4 separate regions of the Homo sapiens genome follow, and regions 1, 3 and 4 are each linked to region 2. The links are chromatin loops, found by intact Hi-C in ENCODE. Cell type or tissue: dorsolateral prefrontal cortex. All regions are shown on one strand. Region 1 overlaps SPAG16 (sperm associated antigen 16). Region 2 holds the start of VWC2L (von Willebrand factor C domain containing 2 like). Region 3 overlaps SPAG16 (sperm associated antigen 16). Region 4 overlaps SPAG16 (sperm associated antigen 16).

The links. A loop is a pair of places that touch in the nucleus more often than their neighbours do. Peaks named below come from ENCODE experiments on the same cell type or tissue, not always from the same donor. Only the 100,000 strongest peaks of a DNase experiment are listed, where the experiment ranks them.
Region 1: it touches region 2 in a loop (9-fold over the local background); 4 of 110 quality-filtered maps call a loop at or near these places.
Region 3: a loop joins it to region 2, with 15 times the contacts of the local background. A loop is called at or near these places in 10 of 110 quality-filtered maps.
Region 4: it touches region 2 in a loop (6-fold over the local background); 10 of 110 quality-filtered maps call a loop at or near these places.

Annotation. Positions count from the first base shown.
Region 1 is chr2:214,309,461-214,311,960 of GRCh38, forward strand. The region is part of intron 15 of SPAG16 (sperm associated antigen 16); the gene reads left to right. Among named protein-coding and RNA genes, the nearest start is that of VWC2L, 100 kb to the right of the region's middle. In dorsolateral prefrontal cortex, CTCF peaks have their summits at 1,080 (motif pointing right) and 1,305; no DNase peak of the experiment used is centred here.
Region 2 is chr2:214,409,747-214,412,246 of GRCh38, forward strand. It overlaps SPAG16 (sperm associated antigen 16), which reads left to right. Exons shown (of 16, transcript NM_024532.5): 16 at 394-755. The coding sequence ends at 569. It overlaps VWC2L (von Willebrand factor C domain containing 2 like), which reads left to right and starts at 1,308. Exons shown (of 4, transcript NM_001080500.4): 1 at 1,308-2,040. In dorsolateral prefrontal cortex, a CTCF peak has its summit at 1,279; DNase peaks (open chromatin) are centred at 575 and 1,365; H3K4me3 peaks cover 2,344 bases; H3K27ac peaks cover 1,798 bases.
Region 3 is chr2:213,805,329-213,807,828 of GRCh38, forward strand. The region is part of intron 10 of SPAG16 (sperm associated antigen 16); the gene reads left to right. Among named protein-coding and RNA genes, the nearest start is that of MIR4438, 49 kb to the left of the region's middle. In dorsolateral prefrontal cortex, CTCF peaks have their summits at 1,011 (motif pointing right) and 1,220; no DNase peak of the experiment used is centred here.
Region 4 is chr2:213,811,542-213,814,041 of GRCh38, forward strand. All of the region lies in intron 10 of SPAG16 (sperm associated antigen 16), which reads left to right. Among named protein-coding and RNA genes, the nearest start is that of MIR4438, 55 kb to the left of the region's middle. In dorsolateral prefrontal cortex, no CTCF peak of the experiment used is centred here; no DNase peak of the experiment used is centred here.

The DNA of each region.
Region 1 (2,500 bases), 100 kb before region 2:
GGTACTCTGACTTTTTGAGTTTTTAGTATTCTTGTGCTGATTCTTTCTCATGTTTGTGGGCCTATCTACCTTCAATCTTTGAGGTTGCTGACCTTTGGATAGGTTTTTTTTTTCTTTTATCCTATTTGATGACCATGAGGGTTTGATTGTGTTATAAGGTGGAGTCAGCTGACTAGCTTCATTTCTGGGAGATTTTAGGGGGCCAACACTCAGCTCTCAACCTTTGGACTGTGTACTATAATTCTGGGGGACTTCTATTGGGCCCCAACTTTGTTCTCTGGTTTGAACCTTGAGGTTTGGAGTTCACTTTGCCGGGGGAACCAAAGTGTGGCAGCTGCAGCAAAGTGCAAGTGGATACAGGGGTTCCTACCTCCCTGAGAGCATTCACCACAGTGGTAGAGGCAAGGCAGCAGCTGGGACAGCAGGTTGTGGGGTGTCCTGCTGGAGACTGTGCTGTTGCACTAGAGGTGATGTTGGCTGGTTTATTTTTTGTTGGTTTTCAACTTTCTCTTGGATCTCATTGAGCTTCCTTATAGTCTATATTTCTAATTTTTTATCTGTCATTTTCAAATTTTCATTCTATTGAGGATCCATTGCCATAGAAGTAGTGTGATCTTTTGGAGGTGTCAAAGCACTCTTTTTACACTGCTGGAGTTACTGAGCTGATTCCTTCTCTTCTAAAGAAACCGTCATTTTCTTTCTTTCTTTTTTTTTTTTTGAAATTGCTATTGTTTGCAAGGGACTTTATATTTATTTTTTCCTCCCTTGAAGGTGTGACTGTAGTACATATTTTGTATGATCATTTGGCTTCTGGGTGCTTTTAGACAACCGAGGCTCTGTATGAATTCATTGGTTATAGATAGCTTTTGTGTGGTGGCTTTCTCAAATTCTGCTTGTTGTAGCTATACATTGGGCATATGAGCCAATTCACTCTCTTCTAGGAGGCCAGGAATACAGGGATCTCAGGTAGCTGATGTCCTCCCTAGCACTGTGTCCTTCTGTCAGCCACTTTTTGTTTTGTTTTGGTTTTTGTTTTGTTTTTGGTGAAGTTTGGTCTCCAGTAGGTGGTGCCAGAGCCAGTTTCCCTTTGGATATTGAGATGATGTGTGGAAGCACCTGCCCTAATGAAGCTCATGGAGGGAGTTTGTGGTGGGATGCACTGAGGTTTCCAGGGTGGTAAAGAGAGGGCTGCACCAGCTCCCCATCCTGGGAAGTCAGGAATATGATCCACTTCCATATCATGCCCCTATCTCAGGGTTCATGGCCTTCAGTTCAGATAGTCACTGTCCTTTATCTCCAGGCCACAATGCAACTTAGGTCTGTGAGAAATGCCTGTCTGGTGGCTACTGATGAAATGACCTTTCAGCAGAACCTCTTCCCCCAACACCAAACAGATGACTCTGCAGTTAGTTGGTTTACACTGTTTTGCAGTGATGCTGCCACTCTGTGTAGAAAGGCAGAAATTAGCCCCGTTCTATGTACAAGCCTAAGCAGTGGGCACACCTTCACTGAGGACACAGCTATCCCAAAAAATGCTGGAAGGAGGACACTTACGGCAACCTCCAACAGGAAAGGCCTTGGCTACCTCTGCAGCAGTGTACGGGACAGTGGGAGATCCATTTCTGGCCACTAGGGTCACCTATCCACTAGGGCAGAACAGTGCCCCCTTTGGAGATCAGCACTGTTACCTGCATTTCCTCTGTTCCGAGGAGCGCTTTGGCAGTCTGCATTCCCCCTCTCTCCCTCTCTCTAGGGTCAGCACACTCGAAGGACTATACCTCTAGGGATCCCACAGCTCCCCAGGGACCTGATGGACCTCTGTAGTTGCCAAAGTCACCGTGGGTTTTGAGGTTCCCTGGGTAGGTTAATGACCCATAACAGATACACAAACAGTGTGGTCCCTGCCACCTGAGTCTGAGTTTGGTGTGAGTGTGAGCACACATGGAGGAAATGGCTGCCTCGTGCTGTGCCTGCTGGAAGTTCCCAAATTGCCACCAACAAACAGCATTGTTCTGGGTTGATTGATAGGGGAACCCCGACAGTTTGGCTGTTAGTAGTCTGTCACACAGGTGAGAGGAGCAAGAGATCCCCCTATTGTAACCTTTTGTCAGGACTCTAACTTCCTCTGGGGTCAATCTCTGCCAGATTCTGGCTGCCTTCCTTTTCTGCATCCCAACTTCTTTGTATGGGTTCTCCAACAGGTTTCAGCACACTTTCCTCAGTTCCACTTGGGTCATGATTATTCACCTGCAAATTTGATCTTCTTTCTGAGGAGAAATGGCATCCAACATCTCTAGTCAACTGTCTGGGGAAAAAAACTAATTTACTTTCTAAATGTTTCCCTTTAGTTAGTTAAGTTTAAAATGTGATTTCCTCCAGGAAATAATGATAATCTCTCTCTTTTGTGGCTGAAATGTATGCCCCACTCTACATAGCATACTTAGAGTCAGTGATGTGGATCCCACCCTCATACACCCTTACTCTTTTTTTATTTGAAGTA
Region 2 (2,500 bases):
TGAAAGCTATGCCTTTTAAAACTTTCTAACATATAATTTATTTGAAAAAGAAAGTTGCCTTGCATAGTTGCTTTCAATCTCATCTCCTCGAAATGCTTTATTAATCACAAATATAAAAGAATAGTAGGATGTTTGATGAAATCTGCATATAAAGGAGGTAGACCATTAGGCTCTATGTCCCAATTAGAAAATTTTATAACCTAATTATTGATGTGTCTTAATTTTGACTCAACTTATTTCTTATACCTACAGGAGCTACTGCATATTTAATAACTGACCCCTAACACAGAATGATAATTGAAAAAAATAGAATGCTTCATTGCTTATAAACTGTGAACACTTGAAATAAAACTTTGATTCATTCTCTCTCTCTCTCCTCTCTGTCTCCCTCAGGTCGAGTTTTAGCTCAGGCAAGTGGCAATGGTGTTATCCATTTGCTAGATCTTAAATCTGGGGAGATTCACAAATTGATGGGCCACGAAAACGAGGCACACACGGTTGTGTTTTCTCACGACGGGGAGATTCTCTTTTCTGGAGGCTCTGACGGCACAGTTCGAACGTGGTCTTGACCGTCAGCACATCCCGCTGCAGAGGGCATTCCCTTTAAGGCTTGAAAATGCCTCCTGTAGTCCCAAACCAGCAAAGAACTGGTTAAATGTGCCAGCAGGTAACATTTACAGTCTGCTTTAAAACATGCTTTGGACATATATTTTAGTGCTCATACTGTTACTAATAAAAAAATAACTTTATGCTCACCCATTTGTGTCAGGGTCTTTTTTCTCTCTCATTTTGATAAGAATTTAGAGACACGGCATCTTTGCTAGGGGTTTTGAAAGAAACAGCTTTACAATGACGCCTAATGACAGACTAGATGAATTACAGGAGATTGATTTTTAATGTTAGAGAACAAACTGCAGGAAAACCTGGCTACTTTAAAAAAAAAAAAAAAAAATCAGATCCAAGCTGCAGGAAGACCTGAAGTTTAATCATGCAGCACCAGGGAAGTCTTTCTGCCACCAAAGGGTCAAATAGAATCGACAAGCATACGTTTTCACAGATTGTTTGACAATGATTATGCTTTATCTATTAATAATAATTGGGGACTGCAGATGGCTTAAATCTAAATGCAAGCCTCTTCTGGAACTTTCATCTCTGCAGCCCATCCAAGAACGCGTTAGGTATACAATTTTATACAAAAAAAATTAATTGCAATTTCAATGCAAATAAATATCTCGCACGTAGAATGTCTTTACCCCTCCTAATGCGCGCATCCGCTGTATAAAGTGCGACTGCTTGGAGAGCACTCTAGCCTCGTCTAAAGCAGCTCTGGGATTTCGACAGAGCTGGGCTCAGAAGCCAGTTGTTGGCGCTGTCCGTGGTGCTGAGGAATTCCCGGCTGCCGGCAGAATGAGCTCCAAATCAGCAATCTGCAAACTGCTCTTACTGATGCAGAAACCCAGCTAAAGTTGCTCCTTTCCTTCACATCCACAGTTAGTATTTTCCGGTGTGTAAGAGGGGATTCAAGCAACACACTGTGGACGATGGTGATGGTATTGCCAGCGGAGTGGGCTTTAAGCTACAGCATGCTGTTGCTGTTTGTGATCCTCAGAGCCTAGCCAAATCACCTCTACTGCCGTAGCAAACACTGTGTAAGTGAACTCATGTGTGGAGGAGGCGTAATCAGCCGGGAAATTTCATAGAAGGATCTAAGAAAATGCTAAAAATAAGTTCAACATGATTCTGCTACTGGGGTCTGGATTTCTACAGGACCAGCTTTGCTTCTTGCTTTGAATTCTGAAGACAGGTCCAAAGCAAATTTCTTATATGTGTCTGCTGTGTTTCTTTCTGGAAGGGCGGGAGACTGCTTCTTTACTGTGTTTTGAAATGGGAGGTAGAGAGAATGGATTGCCTTTAATTCATGCCTAAAAAATGTATTCTTTGGGTAATTAAAGAGGAACTGCTTTCTTAAAACATACCTGACCTTTTAGTTCATTTTGGGCTGTGACCCCTACCACCACCATTAACCTCCAGAGTGATTAGGTAAGTGTATCTTATGACATGAATTATGTTTGTTTTCTCAAAGAAATAGATGCAGTCATTTTAAATCATCTGTAGCAATATGGGGAGGGGGGGAAAATTAAGCTGGGAAGTGATCCTCAGTTTAGCAGTGTTTGCTTTCTTTTTAAAAATCTTCAGATAAACATTACATTTGATTTATCCCATGTTTCTTCTCTTAAATAGTATCTTAAATTGTACTAGGGCAGCTCAATTATGAAGGCTTTTTTTTAAAAAAAAAATAGCCTAAGAACTTTGTTATATTGAAAATAAAATCTTGTTTTTTACCATGCAGATTTTAAGATATATTTCATATAATAAAAACATATTTAATGTTTATATAAAGTAGATATTACATTCCTATTTTTACCTCTAAGTTTACATTTACCATAACCTAACACATTAATGCCTACCTGTGGCTTACAAAGAGATCATTTTCTGCCTA
Region 3 (2,500 bases), 600 kb before region 2:
CCAGATTGGTGGAGAAACTGATGTGGCATGTGAGGAATAGAATACTAGGTATGTCTACCCTAAAGGAAAGAATATGTGGGCGGTGAAAACATGGCAACTGTCTTCAAATAGTGAAGAATATGAATTTATTTGACAGGGCTTCAGAGAACCAACCAAGGCCAATAGAGATAAGATACAGGGAAGTACCTTTTAGGTTTTTAGAAGAGTTATCTGAGGAGGGGTGTTGTCGAAACTGTAGCAGAGTTTTCCTATTATTGAAATTATATAAGCAGAGCTGGATAACCACTTATAATAATAGTGTAGAAAATATTCATCTTTTGGGCAGAGAAACAAACCTTCTGATGTCTGAGAGCCCTTCCAACTCCTCCATTCTGTGATTCTCTGACACATAATTACACATAACCTTTCAAATTTCTTAAAGAGAAGATCCCAATATAAAAATACAGTAAAATGTCTATAATGCAAATAAACTTGCTCAGAGTTCAAACTATTTTTAAATTTTAAAATATTTTCATATAGCAATGGTTGTTATAATGCCTAAGGCATGGTAAAAAGCCAAGTTGTAGGCAGTGTAGCAAATTATAAATACCAGGTTGTATAGTAAAACGTCATTCCTTTTAAAAGCTTACTTTAGATATAATGGTTATTAATTCTTGAAAATTAGATATGCTGGAAATCGCTTTATATGTAGCATATATGGATAAAATTATTATTAGGTTTTATGTATAACTTGATTGCTGATATAAAATTGATGGTTTCTTTGTCAGCATGCAACATTATTAATGTGCTCAGCACACACATATCAATGTTCCAATAAATACTAGAGAGCATCATCCCACTAAAACAAAAACAAAAACACCTGTAAATGTTTAAGTTTTTCAAGTGAAAGATGATACTTGCAATGTGGGAGATTATTTTAGAATTGCTTAGTGAGGCCTGGTTTACAGGCTTGATAAGAATTATGAATATAACTTTTAATTCTGCCACCAGATGGCAGAAGTAGCCATTACTTAGGTAAATGTTTACAGTTAAAGTGCTTTAATATGTTTTACATTATTAGATTAAACCAAAACAAACAATTTGGATATTTGTAATAGCGTGTAACATGTTTTGTAATGGTAAAGATGGAAAATATTAGCTTAAATGAGATTTTGGAATTAAATTAATCATAATGTTTATGTATCCCCTGAGAATAGTATTTTTCTTTAATAAAAAAACTCTCACAAGGAATTCCCACTGATATGTTTTAATGAATGCAGTAAATATCTTAATTAATTATTTATACATTAATAATTCCTATATCTTCCTAAAGGTAGTCATTGGACTCAATATTGGGGTAAATTTAAAAGCATTATGCACATGCTGAGTACAAACCAAAGACTAAAGATATTATATAGTTATTGAGTTAAGGCATGGATGATTTTTTAAAAAGATTACAAATGTTACAAACGAAATACAATCACATGTACCTAATACAAAGTTATTTGCCTTTAATAAGTTAAAAAATAAAATTAATTTGTCTAGTCTCTAGACAATTTTAAAACATCAATCCAAAGGGATACATGTGTTTCTTTACTAAACAGTAAATGCCATGGCTAATTAATGCGTGTTTTCAAAGATCACGGATACATTAGCTGTTTTCCATATCAATTCACATTTTTGTTGTGTTGTTTTGTTCAGTCCTTTAAAAAAATCTACTTCCTTACATCCCACTGACTCTTTAACCTTCTACATCTGGCTTATCCTAACTATGACAAAGAAAATAGTTTTATCCAGTAAATTTGACTCTTCTTTACCAACTAACACACTATTTTGGTCCTAAACTCTCAGTATTATGTGACAAAGATTACTGTGTTTTTCTTCTTAAAACAGGATCTTTCCTTGACTCATTTGCTTCCATACTCCTTCATGTTTTTCTTTGCACTGCTTTTTAGTCTATTTGGAGGGGGAGATTCTTGTCCTCGACTCCACCTGCAGATGTCAGAAATCATAGGACCACTTGTTTTCTTTTTTTTTTCCCCTCAACATTTCCCTACATAGTGCCATTCATTCTGTCACCTCCCAATGTTATCTCTATGATGAAGCTTCCCAAGTGCCTATCCCAGCCCACTTCTCTCTACTGACCTCTAGACTTGTACATCCAATTGCCTCCTTGAACAAAGTCTCTTTTATTCTAGTACATTCCCTTTCTTCATGAGACTGACTTGATGAATGGGCTAGGCACAATGTTTTACCTTCCAGCAAAAGTGTCGAAAATGTGCTAAAGTAAAAACCACACAACCTATTTTCTTGTCAAGTGGGAAAAAGTAATTGTACAGGAGAATGGCCACACTATCATCAGTTTCATCCAGAAGCAAGATATTTATAAAGGGCTTTGAAAACTTCTGCTTAGGGCAGTAATAACTATATAGTTAAGGTGTGCCTTAATTTACAGAGTAGACATATTAGGACTAAAGATAAGCTTGAGCTAAATTGTGTTAATTCATAATGCATTAATTCA
Region 4 (2,500 bases), 600 kb before region 2:
CTTCTCTATTCCTCACCATGTTTCTTCTATACCCCTGTACATTTCACTGCCAACCGACAAGGCAATGAGATGAAAAATACAACAGAGACTAGCCAGAAAGAGAATAAGGAGCATTGTCCCAACCGTCTGCTGAGAAAGAAATGCATTCTTCCCAGCTACGGCATTCAGTCAGGTTAGTGGTTGAGAACTGAAATTATTTTTGCTGGTATAATTTATATATTTTCTTTATGATCCTAACATAAAATCAGCACTATGGATAAGATTGCTGAGACAGATAGCTTTAATATGGTAAGAAAAGGAAAGGCAAGCAGTGAGGGGTCAATCCTGGAAACTGCACCAAGGTGGCTGGATGACACGGGTACACTCAGCTGCAGGCGACCTGAGGGAGTTCAGGCAAGCAGAGAACACAGAAAGAGATAATACATAATCACAGTTTCAGGGGTAGGAAATCTTCAACAAGAGCTAAAATGGGCCTAGCAACAGGAGTTAGAAGCATGGTAAAGAGGAGGTGGAGAACAGAGATGGTGAGATTCAGGCTGCCAGGAAGACAGTTTTCAGTTGTTACAGGAACCTGATAAGTGAACTCTGGTCTTACAGAAAACTGTTAGGACAAAGTAGAATCACAGAATGAGAGGAACTTAGGTGCTTGAAATCATGTCAAGGCAAAGTACCAGAGAAAAAGAGAAGGACCAGGATACTGGAATAAGTATGGAATAACTTAAGAAGAACTGGGACTCAGGAGTAGAGCAAAGTTTTAAGGGCCTATATTATACTGAATTGCTTTTGCAAATGAAACCAGAGTGTGGCAGAGGAAGCTATTTGTCTCTGACCTGATGCAGGTCTAAGTTAGTAGTTGGAGGCTAAGAGACTCAGCTTTAGGTTAATCGGCAAAGATAAGGACAGGAAATCTAATAGGTTATTACAACCAAAATATCTTTTTAAAAAGTGATTAGAATTGAGTTTGAAATAAAGGTGATTGGATGATTACCTGGTAGCAGATGTATGTTTATTTGTGGGAGGAGGGTGCAGGGCAGTGCATTAGTTCATGAGAGAAGAGACTGCAACTTACAGTGTTTTGGTTCCAGAACATGCTAGGATTTTTTTTCTCTCCTGGTATCTGGAACATTTGGTATCCAAATAATTTTAATTCTGTTTAACTTAATAGCTAACTTTGGGTTTATTCATTCATACAACAAATATTTAGCATTTTTTGTTTTATTACATGTAACTAGGCAAGTCCTATCATCTCTAGGAAACTGGGACGAGTACTTAAAACTAAACATGTTTTGTTTCTTTGCTTTGATGCATTGTTTCATATGTTATCTTTTTTTTTTGAGTTTCAGATAACCTGAAAGAAGGTTATGAGGTTTGTATGTGAAAAAATAAAGAATAGGATTTTTAAAAGATTAAGAAACAGCCTTCAATTCATAGTCTAAATTTGGGTAAGAAAAGAAATGAAAGTTATAAAATTGACTTCATTCCATGACTTAAAATTTCCTTTGAGAAGTTCTGCTTCACTTAAAAAATGAGAAGCCTTATAAGAATGTCACTCTAACCCCTAATGAAGAGAGCAAAGAAGAACAGTGACACGATAACTTTTTCTGAACCCCTCAGAGAACTGAAGTCACAAAAAAATAGATGAACTGAATTCCAAAGGGGCCATAAACACCTTCAAAGAGAGGCAGGGCACACCTTTAGCAGAGCAATGGAGAAAGAGATGGAAACCATTAAAATGGGTAAGAAGCAAAGAATAAACATTTTAATGAAATCTCAAAGGTCAAATGTAGGCTAGTGTAGCAGAATAGAATCCCTAGGAGTACTGGACATAAGGCACAAAAGCACCTCCACCCTCCACACCAGATAATTTCCACAGATTTCCACCATGTGCTCAAAAGAAAAGATGGAGGGCAGGCGGGAGACCACAGAGGACAGGCAAGATACTCCACATGCTTGTCACACCCACCTCTCATTGAAGCAAAAGCTATCTTCTGCTAGAGGAGGACAGGAAGCACTCCTGTGCCCTGGTCCAGGGGAAAGGTCTGCTGCTATTGGGGGACAGGTAGAAGCAAAAATTGTCTGCCAATGAAAGAGGAGCAAGAAACATGCCCAGTTCAGATTCCTGTGCTGATACAGAAGCAGAGGCGGTCTGCTGCTACTGGAGAAGGAACTTAAAGGGAAAAATTCCTTTGAGTTCAAATTCTCCAGTTTTGGAAATTTTATGCAAATGGACTCCCATGAGATAAAACAAACAAAAAACACAAACTCTCTCCCCACCATGGCAAGAAGCACCCACAACACACACACATCAAAAAATACAAAACAGAGTTTAGCTGACATGAAGAGGCAGGAAAGAAATTCTGAGAAGCCCATACTCTGAGGTTCAGATGCACAGGCCTGTCTAGGATCGGGGCTTTGAAAAGCAGCAGTCACAAGCCTGAGACACAGAGGGAGAAAGTGGGTAGGAGGAGACGGAGGTAGGGAGAGAGAGAGATCGGTAGGG